2 separate regions of the Homo sapiens genome follow, and region 1 is linked to region 2. The links are chromatin loops, found by intact Hi-C in ENCODE. Cell type or tissue: endothelial cell of umbilical vein. All regions are shown on one strand. Links, peaks and the distances in the headings refer to the core of each region. The heading gives the core; the rest is flanking DNA. Region 1 holds the start of LOC105369293 (a long non-coding RNA gene). Region 2 has its middle 5.5 kb from the start of MAP1LC3BP1.

What was found. A loop is a pair of places that touch in the nucleus more often than their neighbours do. Peaks named below come from ENCODE experiments on the same cell type or tissue, not always from the same donor. Only the 100,000 strongest peaks of a DNase experiment are listed, where the experiment ranks them.
Region 1: it touches region 2 in a loop (9-fold over the local background); 4 of 110 quality-filtered maps call a loop at or near these places.

What each region holds. Positions count from the first base shown.
Region 1 is chr9:18,437,318-18,440,232 of GRCh38, reverse strand. LOC105369293 (a long non-coding RNA gene) reads left to right here and starts at 2,729. Exons shown (of 5, transcript XR_001746429.3): 1 at 2,729-2,915. It also overlaps a transcript of ADAMTSL1 not described here. RefSeq lists an enhancer at 1,027-1,582. In endothelial cell of umbilical vein, for the core only: a CTCF peak has its summit at 1,616; DNase peaks (open chromatin) are centred at 1,592 and 2,252; H3K4me3 peaks cover 1,006 bases; H3K27ac peaks cover 1,773 bases.
Region 2 is chr9:19,456,390-19,459,304 of GRCh38, reverse strand. No RefSeq gene overlaps it. Among named protein-coding and RNA genes, the nearest start is that of MAP1LC3BP1, 5.5 kb to the left of the region's middle. RefSeq lists enhancers at 1,426-1,565, 1,580-1,874, 1,469-2,064. In endothelial cell of umbilical vein, for the core only: a CTCF peak has its summit at 1,686 (motif pointing right); a DNase peak (open chromatin) is centred at 1,774.

The sequences.
Region 1 (2,915 bases), core at 100-2,599, 1.0 Mb after region 2:
GTGTTTCCCAGGATGCAAGGTGTTTTCCAGAAATGCATATTGTACCATAGCAGAACTCCTGTATGTGTAAAAGCATAATCAAGAAGAATAATGCAAGGAAGTCTACCTGAGAATATTACCAAAAACATAATAAATACATTTTAAGAGAATTTTAAGCAGGGTCTGCAGTGGTTAGCTAGCTAGCACCACAGTGAGCATATCTCAGGGTGTTTGAGGAAGATTTAAAATTGAGTACAAATTTAAAATTGAATACACATAGTAAGTTACTGGATGGTGTGAAGTAGTGTACTATAGATTAAAAACTTAGGCTCAGACCACACGAGGAATCAGGAGTCAACCACTTTCTGATTATATGACCTTGGACACACAAATTATCCTTTTGTCATCTATCAAACGGCTGTATGAAGATGAAATGGGATAATAATATAAAGTGCCTAGAAACTTGCCTGACATTCCTCCAATAAGTACTGATAAAGCATTCAAGAGCCAGGCACTACATTAGAGTCTGAGAATACAGCAGTGAACAAAATACAATTTTAAGTCTTCATTTTTTAAAAAAGTTATTATAAGCCAGGAGCAGTGGCTCATGCCTGTAATCCCAGCACTTTGGGAGACCGAGGCAGGCAGATCACGAGGTCAGGAGATCGAGACCATCCTGGCGAACATGGTGAAATCCCGTCTCTACTAAAAATACAAAAATTAGCTGGGTGTGGTGGCGCGCACCTGTAATCCCAGCTACTCGGGAGGCTGAGGCAGGAGAATTGCTTGAACCAGGGAGGTAGAGATTGCAGTGAGATAAGATTGCGCCACTGCATTCCAGCCTGGGCGGCAGAGCCAGACTCCGTCCAAAACAAAACAAAGCTATTATAAAGATGTTTGTCATTTACTGATATCTTCCATATATTCCCCCAAACTGGGTGTCCTCAGTAAGGAATAACAATGAGCAAATTCAGTGTTACAGTGTTATCTGTTCTTTAATGCCTTACTGGAACACATGAAAGGAAAATGAAGACATAGGAACCGGGGGTGATTTGTTTCTAGACCATGATGAGGGACTTGGAATTTGCCAATGCAGGACACACAAGTCCCTGGCAGGGCGGTCATGACGTAGTGAAGACGACACCATGTTCCGTAAGATGCTTTCGGAATGCAACGTCCAGGAAGCCTCCAAAGGAATTTTGCAGGAAACCAATATGGATACTTTGAAAATAAAAGGAAAGGAAAAAAGAAAAAAAAAAAAACCTGTCAACAACCCATCACTGGCAGCAGGGGAGTGTGCATAAATGCGGGTGGGGGACAAAGGCTCGGGACTGGAGCTAAGCCGGTGTGAATCGAGGCTGCATGTGCCTGGGTGTAGTGGACCGTGCACACTTGGGGAAATGCACGTGGTGCAATGAGCCTCTCCATTTTCAGAATTGTGAGGGTGAGCGAGAGGGGCTGCCCGGCGTGTGCAGACTCTGCGCCGGCTCGTCTGTTTGGGTAAGCTGAGTGCAGGGTCCTCACTAGCTGCGGAGGAGTTGGCGCCGGGCACCCGGAGCCGCAGCCAACAACAGCAAATGGTGGCGGCGAGGAGGAAGCCTGCGGTGCTGCAGCCCCCTCTAGGGTAACATTCACGAGCTCGAGAAGAAAGCGAATGCAAGAGGGCAGTGCGGGAAGGGACACGCTTGAAACCCGAGCAAGGGGATGGGGCCGGAGAGAGGAGGAAGCCAGCCTTGGTTCCAAAATACTGCCGTCAGGTCCTGCTGACACCAAAGCAAAAACATCCCTGGCCACCCGAGGGGCTGGGAGGCCGCCTTCAGCTGTCCGTGGGGGTGGCTGCCCTGACGGTGTTGGGTTCCTAGCAAAAGATCAAAAGGCGAGCTCCCTACTCTGAAAGCAAAACTGGCCTGTGTTTTCCAGAGAGGAGCTCCATTTTCACCAGAAGTTATTTTTCAAAAATAACAAGTTCTGTTGATAGTCTTTCTCTCCCTCTATTTCTCTTATCATTCCTATCCTTTTTTTTTTTCTCCATCTCTCCCCCTCCTTTCTCTTCCTATGATTAAGACTAGAAACGTGCAGTAAATGCTTTCAGGTCACATAACGCCAATGAAGAGACTTTAGATTCTGCTTGATGTTATCTGGCCTGATGCAGAGAATAAACAAAACCCAGCATACCACCATCAAGCACGCGTTAACAAAAGTTCCCTGGCTCCTCACTGACTCAAGAGTGACCTTGATCCTCTCCTTCCCGTTCCAGCAGGCAGCAACAGCAGCGGGCATTAGCAGACAGGGGTGTATAAGTGCCCGGGGAATGGCGCCTGGTCTTGGCACTGCGAGTGTATCAGTGTTAACAGCTGGGGGCATAAGTCATGCTTAATCAGGATTTAGTGGCAACTTTCAGTCTCAGATTAGCCCAGCTAGCAGGCAGGGGCTGTGTTCTTGCCAAAGCTGGGAAGCTCAAAAGGTCATGTGATCTCCTGGGGTTAATACTGGTATTTAATGAAATGCCTTGCTTATCACTGTTCTGGGTCAAGAGCTTTGTTTGTCACTGAGAAGAAATCACTGCCAAATATAATATGATCTAGTATTGTGGGTAGCTTTCTTTAACTCTCAAAAGTTATCTCTGTAACTCAGACCCTAGAAAGCCAGTTAGCTAGAAGCAAGTTCAAAAAGAATTCAGAAAGGGAGGTGGTGGGGGTGGTTAGGAAGGCAGGTCAGTAGACAACTTCTGTGACATCCTAAGGAGTTCAGACTTGGCCCTGTAGCAGTGAGAAGGCAGTTAAGGATTTTAAGCATTGTGCAAAACAGAGTAATAGACTGCAGTCTGTCATGACTAGAAGAAGGGGTCTCATTGGAAGAAACTGGAGGGACAAATCAGACTCTGAACAAAACTAGCAGCACTGGGGATGGAGCAAAGGGATTGAATACAAGATATA
Region 2 (2,915 bases), core at 225-2,724:
TTTATTTGCAGGATCTTTAAAACAAGTACATTTTTAATGAACTAAGTTGAATAAAGGTACAATTAAAAGCTGTAAAAAAAATACTTTCTACATATTCAACACTGAATTTTTTAAGTATTTTTAATCTAAGGCTGGTTGAATTCACAGATACACAACCCATGCATATGAAAGGCCAACTGTATTTTACCCAATTATTTGTACTAATAGGACAGTTTTGAAACTGACAATTCCAATTTGGTGCCCACCTATATGAAAACCTTTAACTCATTTGCCATAAATCCTCTGTGGAAAGAGAATTAAACCTAAGAGTCAAAAGTCCTGGGTTCACATCCTTGCAATAGCAGTGGTCAAAATACATTTCCAGTCGTACCCAAAACAGGAATAATGGTAATGCCAGCCTCGCAAAATAGCTGAGAGGAGTAAATGAGACCATTTATGTGAAAGATAACTTATGTGATGGGCTGTCAAATAAGGTTTGCTTGTAAGAAAATTCCTAGGGAGTCTACCAATAATATTCCTAGGGAGTCGACCAATTATTTCACTGGACTGAAATTCCGTATTATATGTGGCTCATGGTTTATCAGTTAAAGCTTAGAATTCTCGCTCCTCCCTGGTGAAAACTCACCACTCTCTCCTTCCTGCCTCCCTAGCACTGTTGATTCCTCTCCACTACGGGGATTTGGCAGAGTCAGTGGCCTTCTCCCCTCCCCAGATCTGAGCTGCTCCATCCGTCCCCATAACCCTCTGCAGGCAGCATAATAGGTAATACCACACAGACACTTGCTGAGTGTTGATTTAAATTAGATTCATCTTTAAAAAGATCTGAGTTATAATGACATTTGACTTGTGTAAATTGAGCTATTAATCCCAAAAGTTAAATTTCACTCCAGTGGATTAAAAACTTCCTCCAGACTGGTCGGTGGCTAGTGCCTTTTGGCCCAGCTACTAAGGAGGCTGAGGCAGGAGGATCGCTTGAGGCCAGGAGGTCAATGCTGTAGTGTGCCATTATGGAGCCTGTAAATAGCCCCTACCTTCCAGCCTGGGCAACACAGCAAGACCCCATATCTAATAAACAAACAAAAACACAAAACTTCCTTTAAATCACATCTACCTTAAATTGGTTTTAAATACAGCCCCTTTGTAACCTCAGGTTCCACATCCACCTATTCAACATGGATCGAAAATATTCAGGGAAAAAGAAACAGTAAAAAATCATAACACAACAATAAATAATAATACAAATAAAAAGCAACGCAGTTTAACAACTGTTTACACAGCATATACATTGTATTAGGTATTATAAGTAATCCAGAGATGATTTAAAGCACACAAGACGTGCATAGGTAATATGTAAATACAATGCTATTTTATGTATGAGACTGGAGCCTCTGGGATTTTGGTATGGGGGTTGGGGGGTCCTGGAACCACGAATACCGAGAGCCAACAACAGTATTTGCTTTCACATTGGGCAACCTCTAAAACACCCGGGGTGGGGGGTGAAAACTGAATTTCTAAGGGAAGAGAGGAGAGGAAAAGGAAGGGAGAGAGATGCTTGGAAAAATGCAGGGAAACATACCTGGGCCCAGAAAGAGATTACATAACTTGGCGTTTTGAGACAATTGGTGATCTCTGGGATGATTAGGAACTGGGAAGGGCTTCGCTTGCGCCACATAGCAATGCCTCAAAAACCCACAAGATGGCAGTATTACTCCAGGAGCGTCTCCGTCCCTCCCACCCAGTAGCTAATGGCTTTCTTTGTTCACAGGAAACCCTCTCTCCCAAATATCATCAGCGCCACTGTATGTTTTCCATTACTTCATGCTCCTGGCCTTACCTTCAGCCAGTTTCCTATCACTAGCCCGAATATAAAAATAAACTACTGTTATTTGTTACATCTTAAAAATAGCACTTTGGTCTCTGCTCTCAATTGCCAAAGCAGCTGAATCAAATGTTTTGTTTTAATGAGAAGCATAAAATAAATAAAAACCCAGGTGAGGGTGATCTCTTCCTTTTTGTGAGTTAACACCCAAAGAGAAGACTTCCCAGGTAAACTAGGTGTCGCCAGGCTGGAGACAGTTAGAGACAGAAGTGCCACTTGAGACAAGATAAGTTCTGGGAGAGAGGGGCTGCCAGCCCTCTTAAAACGGGGCCGGAAAGGAGGCTGAGAACCGGCTCTGGAGACAGTGGAGAACAAAATCTCAAATACCGTATCTTTTAAGTTCTTATTATGAAAAAATCCAACTATACAAAAGTAGACAGAACGGTATGACAAACCCAAACACCATCTTAAGAACTGTGAAACTGTAAACCAGGAAAGAGGCTGCAAGGAAAAAATCTAAGTTCCCAGTTTGTTGAGGAGCCCTAAGATGTCACTTGCCAGAACCCTGGGTCTGCCCACTCCAGCCCTTTGTAGTATAGTTCTTTAACACAGTCTTTCAATGTAATGTCTTTTAATGAAAAGTCCTTTAAAGAAAAGAGTGGGAGAGGCTAGCCCCTGAGCTCTGGTCTTCAAAGGGCAATCTGGAAAAGGGAGCAGGTGTGGCTGCATCAACTCCCAGCCAGACTCAGAAAAAGAGGTCACCCAAGAGGAGAAACAAATAATCCAGACTGTCGGGGAGAGAGGCACACACACCCGTGCCAGTGCCCCAAAAGCAGAGCTCTCAACTTCCTCAGCCACTGTCCCTGACCACAGCCTCAAAAAAGTTCAGTCCCGAAGACTGAGTAACCAATTTCAGCACCAAAAGGATTTGAGTGCTTGCTTAGTCTCCTGTTGGGCAGAGGCTGTTTACCTGGATGGGCTACTAGAGATGTCTGAACCCCCAGAAAATTATATACTGATTGAATGTCCCTTATCCAAAGTGCCTGGAACCAGAAATGCTTGGATTTCAGATATCAGACTTTGGAATATTTGCATT